Regions from separate parts of the Mus musculus genome. Here region 1 is linked to region 2. A link is a contact called in ENCODE POLR2A ChIA-PET data. All regions are on one chromosome and are shown on one strand. The core of a region is the stretch at or near the end of the contact, and the rest is flanking DNA. Distances in the headings are between cores, read along the strand shown. Region 1 overlaps Zfyve1 (zinc finger, FYVE domain containing 1). Region 2 holds the start of Rbm25 (RNA binding motif protein 25).

Region 1 (6,396 bases), core at 584-3,083, 53 kb after region 2:
TGCTAAGCCAACTCTCCTGTCCTGTTCTTTTGAATTCTATGGAAATAGTTTGGGGTTTCTTAAGGGAAAAATCCCTCACTTTCTACCTCTTTCCTTCCTCTACAAGAAGAGAAGATGTAGCACTGGGGGTGTTCATGTGTGGTTTGCCAGCATCTGGCTAGTGATGGGGACAAGGTGAACTTAGCATATGCCTGGACTATAGAAAAACTCTACTTGTATTTTAGGGTACTGGTCTCAGTTGTAATTAGAGAATCTCTTGGTTTCTTTGGCTCTCTTCCTCTGAACTCAGCCAAAAAAGATAAGAAAGCAAAGTGAACTAGAAACCAACAAATACAAATCATTAATAGAAACTCAGTGTTGAGGATAACTGCCCATATAAATTAGTTAAGAATCTCAGAGGAAAATGATAAACTAATCACTTGTTGGATTGGGGTAGGACTTATCACGAGGTTTCTGTTGTGATGGGGTCAGGGAGCTCTGGATAGTGCTTTGTGTTACTTGGGGATGGGGATGGTTTGGGGTTGCTGGCACTGGGAACAGCTTAGCAAACTTGAGAGGGATGTCTGATCATAGTTGGTGCAGATCTGATCTACTTTAGAGGCCAGGACTAGAAGGGCCTCCATGTTGAGCAACTCAGAGTGCTTCCTGGTGCCTTTGTAGCTTATCTTCTAGAGTCTGGCTGGGCTATAATTCCCTTCCTCTCCTCTCTCCTCAGCTCATTGGCTCTTTCATTGCTGCTTTTCCCTTCCCAGGGTTGCTGGGGGAAAGTCCATGTGTGTGCATGCTTCCTGACCCATTCTGAGTACTAAGATGCGATCTTTGGAGTCATTGCTGCTGCCCACTTGGATCAGAGGCGGCCGGCTGGTGCCTTCCTCCCATGAAATACTCTGATTTCCAAATAGAAATAGTAGGGATCTTTGAGAACTGTTCATTCATTTTACAAAATACTTGGAATGTTACACAAATTAAGTTTTTTAGTAAGTCGGAAAGTGGGAGAAGTGGGTAAGATAGAGGTGCTATTGGGTTTCTTTCTGAAAGATTGATTTTTTTTTTAATTGTGTTTGTGTCTCTGTGTGGCTCTATGCACGTGAGTGTAGGTTAGGGGCATTGGGTCCCCCAGAGCTGGGTTCCATTCCTGATGAGGTGCCGGAGTGGAAGAGTAGTACATGCTCTGAACTGCTGAGCCATCTTCCCCCTTGTGGGCTCCTTTCAGCTTAATATTTGTTAGGTGTTGCTTTACTAAGAGTCAGCTGCAGCACCACTATCAATAATGCGTTGCTTTGTTTTGTTTTGTTTTGCTTGAGAAAGGGTCTCTTTATGTAGCTCTGGCTGGCCTGGAACTAAGAGATCTCCCTACCTCTGTTCCCCGAGTGCTGGGATTAAAGGCATGTGCCACTACTGTCTGGCAATAATGCACTTTTGTTTAATTTCTTTGTTTTTTGTTTTTGTTTTTTTGAGACAAGCCTCACCAGGCTTGGCAGCAAGTGTTTTTACCCATCTTGTGTGGCTCCTGACCCTCTGTGAGGCAGAGTCTCACTATGTATCCCCTGGCTGGCCTAGAACTCATGGAGGTCCTCCTTGCCTCTGCCTCCTAGGTATTGAGATTCAAGATACATGCCACCACTTCTTGTTAATGCCTTCTTTTGTTTAGTGGGAGAAGAAAGGCGTTATTTGAAGTGTGTGGTGAGAACTTTTAGGTGGAGCTGGCTTGCCTCAGGCCACGCTGAGTTGCTGTCTGGGTGACAGGCAGGAGGGAGCCTAGTTGCTCTCGCAGCACACTTGGGTGTTTTCCCAGTGGGCTGATTCTAAGTACTAATGGCTCCTGTTCTCACTGTGTGCCACACACTGGGCTGTGCCCTTTGCTATTTATCTTAGATTGGACTTTTATCTTAGGCTGTCCTCCTTGTCCCCACAGGGTTGGGCTGCCAGTTGTTATCTAATGTCCTGGAGGCTTCCTAGTGAAGTAGCTCTTTCAAGGCCCAGCCAGCAGTGGCTCAGCTCTGGGTGGAGCTGCTAACTTGCCTGAGGTTTCAAGAGTCCAGGCTCCAGGAGGGGCAAAGGTGATGTTGCTCCTGCTTTTGTTTTTGTTTCAGGACCAAGGACTATTTCAGTCTGTCAGAATTGGGTGGGGTGACAAGGACTGCTCACCTCAGAAGTGGGTGAAGGTGGGGTGGATGAGTATAAGCACACAGATGAGAGAAGCTGGGGCCATGGCCCTTCCAGAGCCTTCTTTCCTTCCTTACCAAAGGGAACCTGTCTTTTTGTTTTTGAGATGTGGTCTCAGCAGGTAGTCAGTCATGGCTCACCCAGAGCTCCTCTGTAGCCCTGATCCTCCAGCGTCAGGCTCTGGTGCCCTGGCCGCTTTCTTTTTTTCTTTTTTTTTTTTTTTCCTTTTTTAAATTTTTATTAGATATTTTCTTTACTTACATTTCAAATGTTATCCCCTTTTCTGGTTTCCCCTCCAGGGACCTCCTGTTCCCCACCCCACCGCCCTTCTTGACTTTTGCTTTTCCTAGCCATCTAAATGAAGGCAACTGAGTCTTTTCTGGCTGAGGGAAAGTTGTCTACAGTTGTTTAGTAGTGTTACCAGGGAGCAAAGGAATGTGGAAGACAGGAAGGAGGGTGAGGCCTGCCTTCAGGTTTGCCCAGCAGGTTTTCCTCATCTGTTCATTTTATTGTTTATCTGTTTATTTTATTTGTGGGGCCAGTGGAGGTCAAATGGATATGTCCTTACTTTACATAAGAAAAAAGCCACTTGCACATGCCGCTTGCTCATAGACCACCAGAAGGCAGGTTGCTAAGGGTTTGGAGTTCTTTCTCTTGGTCTGAGGCTATACCCAACAAAAAACCATATGGGTTTAGTATGTCTTAGGATACTAAATACCGGGTAATATTCCAGATGTTAGTTTTATCATATGTACATATACACAGACACACAGAGACTTATGTGTGTGGTAACTTTGCTTGCTTTTCTTCTTTCTCTCTTTCTTTCTTTCAAGATAGATTTTGCTCCATAGCTTCTGCTGACCTTGAATTCAAGAGCCTCCTGCTGTCTTTGCTGCTGTCTTGCCTCAAGAGTACTGGGATTACAGGGGTGTGTAAGCACACCTAGCTTATTTGTATATTATGTACATCATTTCGAGAGCATATTGTTAAGCTAGAAACACTTAATTCTGACCTAGATACCAGTTGCTGCTTGTGGGTTGATTTTCACGGGAGACCCTGAAGGCCTAGGCTTCCTTGCCTCTGGTCTGGGCATGTAGACAGTCATTCCCTCCGGCTACCCTGGCCTTAGCTGACTCCTTACTAGGAGAAGTTATGGGGCTTTTGTTTGTGTCTTGCTGGCCACCTTAGCAACTTGGAACCAGACTGGCTGAGTGACGCAGGTGCAAACGGACTGTTCTTTGTCACTTAAGATTTTTTGGTTGGTTTGTTTCTTGAGACAGGGATTCACTATATTGTAGCCCTGGCTGCCCTGGAACTCAACTATGTAGATCAGGCTGGCCTCAGAGAGGTTCACTTGCCTCTCTTTCCCCAGAACTGGGATGAAGGCCCATGCCACCACACCTGTTCGCCGCTAGGGTTAAACTCTGGGCTTGTGCGGCAAGTGCTTGGATCTGATGAGCTTTTTTTTTTCCCTTGTTTTTTTTTGTTTTGTTCTGCTTTGTTTTTGTTTTTTTGAGGCAGGGTTTCTCTGTGTAGCTCTGGCTGTCCTGGAACTCACTGGGACCCACATAGTGAAAAAAGAGAGCCAACTCCTTCAACAGAATCGCCATGCCTTCCATATTGTGCCAATGCACTCATGTACACACACACACACACACATTGTATTTTAAGAAAAAAAAAAAAAAAGAGGTGGGGGACTGGAGAGATGACCCAGTGTTTAAAGAGCACTTGCTGTTCCTCTAGAGTTCCCAGCACCCACATGGTGGCTCACAACTGCCTCTAGCTCCAACTCAGGTTATGTGACTTCATCTTTTAGCTTCTAAGGGCAGCATGAGCCACGTGCAAACACACACACACACACACACACACACACACACACACAGTGCATAGACATACAGGCAAAACACCCATATACATAAAATAATAATTAAAAAAAACTTTAAAATTTAGATCGGAGTGGTGGTGCACGTCTTTAACCCCAACATTCTGGGAGGAGGCAGTTACACAGTTAGACAGTTAGATCCTGTCTCAAAAAAGAAAAGAGGAGAGAAAGAAAAGAAAGAAAGAATATGTTTTGCCAAATGAGCAGTTGGTAAGGCTACACAAGTGTGAGGGTGTCAATCCTCAGATCCACACACAGAGTGTGCGTCTGTCATCCCGTGCTGTGTGCTGAGACGGGAGGCGGGGGCCAGAGACCCCCGGGAAGCCTTCAGGCTAGTGAGCCTGGGAAAGCAGGGATGTAGAACACAGACGGACACTGTCTGAACCGTGGTGTGGCAGAGACGGACACAGAGGTGGCTCTCTGACTCCATGGAGTGCCAAGGCAGATACACACCCACATTCAACACATACACCCCAGAAAGTTCTACAGAATCAAGTCAAAGTAAGGACACATGTAAGAAATGACTTAAAGGTGAACATAATAGTTATGAATTGCAATATTGGTTAGGAAAAGACTCGTCCTTCTTCATGGTTAAATGACAGCCATTGTGGGATGTACCACAGTCTGCTCATGCTTTCACCAGTCGACGGGTGTTTGACTATTTGGACTTTTTGGTTGATATGGGTAATGCTGCTGCTTATATTCATATATGGAGAGGTTTTATGTGGACATTTGTTTTCAGTTGCTGGATATAAACCTAGAAATAGAATTTCTGAGTCACAGGAGTCTTGCATGTAACTAAACTTTTTTTTTTTTTTTCTTTCGGGACAGGGTTTCTCTGTGTAGCCCTGGCTGTCTTGGAACTCACTCTGTAGACCAGGCTGGCCTCGAACTCAGAAATTCGCCTGCCCCTGCCTCCCAGGTGCTGGGATTAAAGGCATGTTCCACCATGCCCGACTTTATACTTTTCTGTATTGCATTTTTAAAATTATTTTATATGTGGGTATCTTATTTATGTGTGTATGTATATATATATATATATATGTGTATGTGTGTGTATGTATATATACACACATATACATACATACATACATACACATGTCCTTCCATGTACCACGTGCATGTCTGCTGCCCATGGATGCCAGAGAAGGTATAGGAGCCCCTGAAACTGGAGTTACAGACTGCTGTAAGCTGTTACATGGATCCCGAGAATTGAACCTGGATCCTGTATATGCAGCTAGTGCTCTTAATCACTGAGCCATCCCTCCAGCTCATCTTTTCACTGTCTTGGTGACTTTGTAGACCGTGGTCTTAAGCTACTAATTTACTCCTTTCTTTTTAGAAACTATTGGCTAACCCAAGAATAGCATGCTTTCTTTTAAGGCCTTTACAGTTTGAGCTCTTTATTAAATTTTTGTTTCTCAGCTGTGTGGTGCTATGTAAGTATGTGCACGAGAATGCAGGTGCCTATGGAAACCATAAGAGGGCATCTGATGCCCTGGAGCTAGAGTCACAGGGTTAGGAGGCTCTCAGTGCGGGTTCTAGGAACCAAATTCAGGTTCTCTCTAAGAGCAGCCAGAACTTTAAATCATCAAACTGCTTCATCCTCCATTTTTAGCTTTCCTAACCACTAAGTTCTCTCCCTGACTGAAGCTTCAGAGGGTCTCACAAGCTGATTGCTGAAGTGAAACTTGCCTTGGAACTGCCTTTTCCTTCCATTTTGAAGAGTCAGAAAAGGTCTTTTTCCTGGGAAGCAGTCATATTTCTTTTTTTTTTTTTTTTTTTTTTTTTAAAGATTTATTTATTTATTATATGTAAGTACATTGTAGCTGTCTTCAGACACTCCAGAAGAGGGAATCAGATCTCGTTACAGATGGTTGTGAGCCACCATGTGGTTGCTGGGATTTGAACTCTGGACCTTCGGAAGAGCAGTCGGGTGCTCTTACCCACTGAGCCATCTCACCAGCCCAGCAGTCATATTTCTTATAGGAGTTAGTTTTTCAGTTCCTATATTTTATTGTCTTGATTTTTTTTTTTTTTGAAGGTAACAAATGAAGAGGACTTTATCAGGAAATTGGACTGTAAGCCTGACCAGCATCTCAAGGTGGTTTCCATTTTTGGAAATACTGGTGATGGAAAGTCTCACACACTCAACCACACTTTCTTCTATGGCCGAGAAGTCTTCAAAACCTCCCCTGCTCAGGAGTCCTGCACAGTGGGAGTGTGGGCAGCCTATGACCCAGTCCATAAGGTAGCAGTGATAGACACAGAAGGACTCTTGGGGGCCACCGTGAATCTGAGCCAGAGGACACGGCTGCTGCTGAAGGTCCTGGCCATCTCAGACTTGG
Region 2 (6,182 bases), core at 2,400-4,899:
TGGGCTAGAATAAGGACTGCTGTTTCAAAGAGTTAAGAAAAGAGTAAAGAAGGGCTGGAGAGATAGCTCAGAAGTGAAGAGCACTCACTGGCTGTTCTTCCAGAGGTCCTGAGTCCAATTCCCAGCAACCCCATGGTGGCTCACAACCATCTGTAATGAGATCTGATGCCCTCTTCTGGTGTGTCTGAAGACAGCTATTGTGTACTCATATAAATAATAATTTTTTTTAAAGAAAGAAAAGATTAAAGGAAAAACAGCAATATTAATAATTCTTATTAGTATTTTCTCCAAATACTTAAAAAAAATGTTTTAAGTACAAAAGAAGCTAAGCTTGGTACATGCCTATTACCCAGCACTGGAGAGGCCAGGACCAGAGAAGCCTGAGTTTGATACCAGCATGGGCTACTTACTGAAACTCAAAAAACCAGAACAAAGGTATCCAAGAAGGCTTTAAGAAGGAATCAAAATCTCCTTGAGGAATGTGGGATAGCTGTAAAACAAGAGAGAAAAGAACTGAAGCTCTCTAACTCAAGGAAACAAAGCTTGCCTAACAAGTCCACTGCCCTGGATTTGTTCCCCAGCATCACAGTAACTCTATATTAACCCTCAAAACATTCAAAGACTAGGTATGGTAGTACACACCTTTAATCCTAGCACTTGTGAGGCAGAGGCAGTAGATCTCTATGAGTTGGGAGGACAGCTTTGTCTACATAGTGAGTTCCTGTCTCAAAAAGCTTTTTGTTAACATTAAAAAATATGGGCTGGTGAGATGGCTCAGTGGGTAAGAGTACCCGACTGCTCTTCCAAAGGTCCGGAGTTCAAGTCCCAGGAACCACATGGTGGCTCACAACCATCCATAACAAGATCTGACGCCCTCTTCTGGTGTGTCTGAAGACAGCTACAGTGTACTTACATATAATAAATAAGTAAATCTAAAAAAAAAATTAAAAAAAAAAAAAAAAACATTAAAAAATATAAAGAACAGTTTTCCAAGATGGTGATTACTTTTAACAGTGCTAATTTAATATTAACTTTTCTCAAAGCTATGAAACAACAAATTTTCCTCACATAAATAAGGAAAATAAACTGAAAACTTTTCTGTGGCTAAAAAAGTAATGTGAAGCCGGGTGTGGTGGCGCACGCCTTTAATCCCAGCACTTGGGAGGCAGAGGCAGGCAGATTTCTGAGTTCAAGGCCAGCCTGGTCTACAGAGTGAGTTCCAGGAGAGCCAGAGATACACAGAGAAACCCTGTCTCGAAAAAAAAAAAAAAAAAGTAATGTGAAAAGCCCTTGACCTGAAGTCAATAACTCAACACAACATTGTTAACACGCACAAGTGTGTGTATCTTCATTCAGACACAGCATTGCAATAAAAAGATAATCACAGAATAGATCTATTAGCCAAAATTATTAATACACAATGGCTAAATGCAAAACACTATTTTTTTCCCTAGAAGTTTTTTGGTATCCTACCAAAAGAAAGGAAGAAGATAGCGCAGCAGTTACAAAAACTTACTGCTCTTCCGGAGGACCTAGGTTTCATTCCCAGAACCCATATGGTGTTTCACTGCCATTTTAAAATTCCAGTTCTTGGAGATCCTTTCCTGGCCTCTGGCCTCACCAGGCACAAATACAGTATACAAACATATATGGAAGCAAAACACCCAATCAACCCATCCACACAAAATATATTTAAAATTCTTAGCAGAAAATACTTTTGTGACACCTTCCTCACACACAAAAAAGAGATAATCCCAGAATGACTTGATGCCAACATGTTTTTTCCTTGTAAAAGTCCTCAATATCCTTTTTCTCTCCTAGATTCCTTGGTGTACAAGGGTTACCGTCTGTATCCAAGAAGCTAATTTGTTCAGGGAAACACAGTAAGTGGGTGTAGACTCCAAAGTTCCCCACTGAGAAATTACCAATTCAAAAGTTTCATGAAACCACAAGGTCTCAATTCCCTACCAGTGGAGAAAGTAAGGAGCTTAAATATGTTAAAGTCTACTCTAAGTACACAGGAAGAAATGTAAAAAGTCTCTGAAACGTCTGACTCTTAATTCTTAAGTAACACCATTTATTAGTATAAGCCAACATCATGTTATACAAAATTTTAGTGAGCATTTTACATACATTTTTTCCAGTCCCAAAGTCCAACCTGTGAAGTGGATCGAAATGTAACTCTCATTTTACTGATGAAGAAAATCAAGACTTAAAAAAGTTTAATAAGCACATTGTCTGCTTGAATCACAACTGAGCAATTGAATGTCTTATGAGAACACTGAACTCTTTGAAATATCTTTTATAAAAAAATTAAAGTTCTCACAAAATTACATTCGTGGTGTGAATACTCCCCGTTAAACTATCAACCTTTCTTAAATCTATATACAGGCTTACAAGAATCAATATCATACAGCGACCCTCTTACTTGTGGGGAAAAAAAACAAGAGATTTTTAAACTGAAGAGAAACTGAAATTGAGGGTGCTCACAGACAACACACAAAAAAACTGTTTATACAATACTGCCTCTACCTGATTCACCTTATTTCACTAAAGCACTATGATACAAGAGAAGCCCAATCTTTTCCCTCCTTTTGGTCGGCTTTACTCTGACCTGTATCAAAATGGCATTTCCACGTCAATATAAATCCATTATTACATAACTTCAAGATAACCTTCATACTCTTATTTCGAAAACTGTATTTAAAAATCAATACTGAAAACAAAAGGAGGGCAGCATATTTTAATATGAAGAAGGCTGGTGCCGCCTAGAATGAATGGAGAGATCCTTTACAGCATCCCTCCCAATCGGAAAGGGGATCAGACGGTGAAACTCATCACTAGCTCCAACAAGCAGGAAAGGTGCTTTAAAACCAAAAAAGTGGCCACTCGATAAACTCAAGGAGGGGTGGGGCCCGTTCTTTTGGCGGCTGGCACTAGACTACCAGACAGAAAAGAAATCCGTTGGTGGCCCGCACCTCGCTCCAAGAGTGGGCGCAGGCTACTTTCAAGGCGCAGCCTGGAGGCACTTGAGTCCTCGGCCCCGGAAACCTACTGAGAGGTGGCTCTGGAGGCCCCGAGGAGACAAGGGCCTCCGGGCCGACCGATCCTAGCCCTGGCTAAGACAGGAGCCCCGTCAGGGCCCGAGGCGATTCGCTCCCAAACTGAAACGGAAGCCAATAGACAAAGTGGGCGACAAAAAATAAAATAAAATTCCCGGAGGACCGCTCCGGCCGTGGGCCCGGCCTCCCCGGGCTCCTGGTTCACTGGTTTTTCCGAGGCCTTGGAGGGGAAGAGAAGCCCGAGCCGCGTGCCCGTCCCCTCCCCCACCCCGCCCCGTCTCCCCACCCCCCCCCACCCCCCACCCCGCTGGGCCTCCACAGCGGCCCTGGCTTCTCCGCCGCCGCCTCCTCCTCCCGCAGCTGAGGTAGCAGGTCGAGCGGTTTCCTCACGCGTTCGGAAGCGTGGACTCACCCGCCGCTAAGAAAACGGTACTGTCTTCGCGGCCTCTGGGCGTCAGGTGATGGAGTGGGGCTCCACCGGTTCGAGGTGTCTGCGCGCCGCCCGACTCTAGAGACTGGTTCCGAAGCGCCTACTCGCCTAGGCCGCAAAACACAGCCGCGCTGCGCGGGGAGCTCCTGGAGGGCTTCCTCTTGCCCGGCGTGCACTGCGCCAGGAGGCGTGGAAAGGGATAACCATAGAGAAGGTGATGCCTAGATAGTCTCCGCCGTCGCCTCTGACTCATTAAGTACAGAGGGATGACCATAGAGTGGGATTGTCTAGTGGGACCTAGAGAGGCTCGAGCTGTAAATTACCACCCACCCTGCCATTTTTGATTGGAGCCGATTGAATCTTATGACTGTGCGACGCCATCTTGAGGTCAAGGTTCCGGCTGGTTACTCGCGCGGGGCTTGTTACAGGTTTTCTCACATTTTTTGGTAGTTCGTTTTCCAGGAATTAGAACCTTGGTCTCCTGATTCTTGGAGGTTCGATGACCTGATACCTGGGCGGGACCGAGAACCTCAATAGAAAGCCCAGATGTCATTTGTTCTTCGCAAAGTACTGCTCACACCAAGAAATAACTGGCAACGGCTATATTGGGTTTTTTGGACTTTTTGTGCGTACACACACTATATCTTAGGCGAGGTAACAGGGTCAAAGAGGTAACTAGATGCTTGGTATCTTCAGAAACCTGTAAGAATATTTAATGCAACTTTCCGCAGTGTGCGAATGACTAAAAATACTAAAACAGTGAAAATGAATACTCACAAATTACTGGGTTATCCAAATTATGGAATTTATAAGCAGTATCTGCTGCTTTTGTTTCCTGTTACTCAGAAGGATTTTATAATTCGTTTACAAGGAGCTTGTCTCTCTGAAGGTGGAGAGTGAGATTTATTCCTGTCCTGGGAGAGCTGGAGTCCTGGGATAACAAATAGCAAACCTTGGTTGGTTAGTGTATTAGTCAGGGTTCTCTAGAGTCACAGAACTTATGGATAATTTCTAAATAGTAAAGGAATTTATTGATGACTTACAGTCGGCAGCCCAATTCCCAACAATGGTTCAGTCGCAGCTGTGAATGGAAGTCCAAGGATCTAGCAGTTACTCAGTCTCACGCAGCAAGCAGGCGAAGGAGCAAGAGCAAGAGCTAGAGCTAGACTCCCTTCTTCCAATGTCCTTATATTGTCTCCAGCAAAAGGTGTAGCCCAGATTAAAGGTGTGTTCCACCACACCTTTAATCCCAGATGAAAGGCATAGCCCAGATTAAAGGTGTGTTCCTTAACTCGGAGATTCAATCTTCTGGAATCCATAGCCACTATGGCTCAAGATCTTCAAACCAAGATCCAGATAAGGATCTCCAAGCCTCCAGATAAGGGTCACTGGTGAGCCTTCCAATTCCGAATTGTAGTTCATTCCAAATATTGTCAAGTTGACAACCAGGAATAGCCACTACAATCCACCCCTTGTCAACTTGACACAAATAATATCTCATGTTCACATGAAACAATAACAAGGTTGTAAATACGCCTAACATGATATAACTATCCCTCGTACAATCGCAAACGCATTAGTAAATTTACAATGGGCATTCATATTACTTTATAATCCTCGTTTCTGCAACTGGTTACGTGGCCTTAATTGGTATTTATAACTACCTTCCTCTACTACCCATTCTGTATTTCCTTCACCTTCAGCCAGCACCTCAGCAGGTCTTGGCTCTTTTCCTGGAGGATTGACCCATACCTTCATTCCTGATGGGTCTGCGTCCTTTGTCATCCTGCTTGGATTAGGCTGTTGTAGTTTCCCATTGACTTTAATCACAGGACATGGTAGTACTAAGAGACGCCCTAAGGGATCTCCTGCACTCCAGACATAATCTTGCTTACCACCATTGTGAAGAGGTAATCCAATTTCCCCATGGTAATCTGGATCTATCACCCCTCCTAACACTGTTATTCCTTTTTTAGCCTGTTGGTTTAAGGGCATTAGAAGCCCAAAATGACCAGGGGGAAGTCTGAGCTTCCAGTTCAATGAAATGTTTGTTGTAGCTCCTGGTAGGAGCACTCCCCTCTCTGGAGCCAAAACTTCTAGGCCAGCAGAACCTAGAGTTATGGGGACAGGAAGCAAAAATTTTCCTAGAGGGTCACTAGGAGTGATAGTAAGTGGAACTATTCCTTTTTCCACCCCTTGATTCCTGGACCCATGAATCCTGGCTATGGGTGAAACTGTACCATATATCGAGCGCTGATTCAAAGCATATACTGCCTTCTGAAGAACTCTGCCCCAGCCTTCCAAGCTGTTACCACCTAATTGGCGCTGTAACTGCGTCTTCAAAAGGCCATTCCATCTTTCTATCAGCCCAGCTGCTTCAGGATGATGGGGAATGTGGTAAGACCAGTGAATTCCATGATCGTGAGCCCACTGTCGTACTTCTCTGGCTGTGAAATGAGTTCCTTGGTCAGAAGCAATACTGTGTGGAATACCATGACGATAGATGAGGCATTCTGTCAGTCCGTGAATGGTGGTTTTAGCAGAGGCATTACGTGCAGGAAAGGCAAATCCATAACCAGAATAAGTATCTACTCCAGTAAGAACAAAACGCTGTCCTTTCCACGAAGGAAGTGGTCCAATGTAGTCAACCTGCCACCAGGTTGCTGGCTGGTCACCTCGAGGAATGGTGC

Evidence for each region. ChIA-PET counts read pairs that join two places held with the same protein, here RNA polymerase II (POLR2A).
Region 1: POLR2A ChIA-PET joins it to region 2 with 42 read pairs in embryonic stem cell. The contact joins the enhancer-like site here to the promoter of Rbm25 in region 2. POLR2A ChIA-PET finds 5 or more read pairs at or near these places in 4 of 5 experiments (Patski and embryonic stem cell).

Annotation. Positions count from the first base shown.
Region 1 is chr12:83,574,833-83,581,228 of GRCm38, reverse strand. It overlaps Zfyve1 (zinc finger, FYVE domain containing 1), which reads left to right. Exons shown (of 12, transcript NM_183154.4): 3 at 6,093-6,396. Among named protein-coding and RNA genes, the nearest start is that of Gm51952, 16 kb to the right of the region's middle. Within about 2 kb of position 1,833, at least 1 of the 3 ENCODE cell types and tissues checked has a DNase peak (open chromatin) inside an H3K27ac peak, as active enhancers do.
Region 2 is chr12:83,629,710-83,635,891 of GRCm38, reverse strand. Rbm25 (RNA binding motif protein 25) reads right to left here and starts at 3,649. Exons shown (of 19, transcript NM_027349.4): 1 at 3,475-3,649.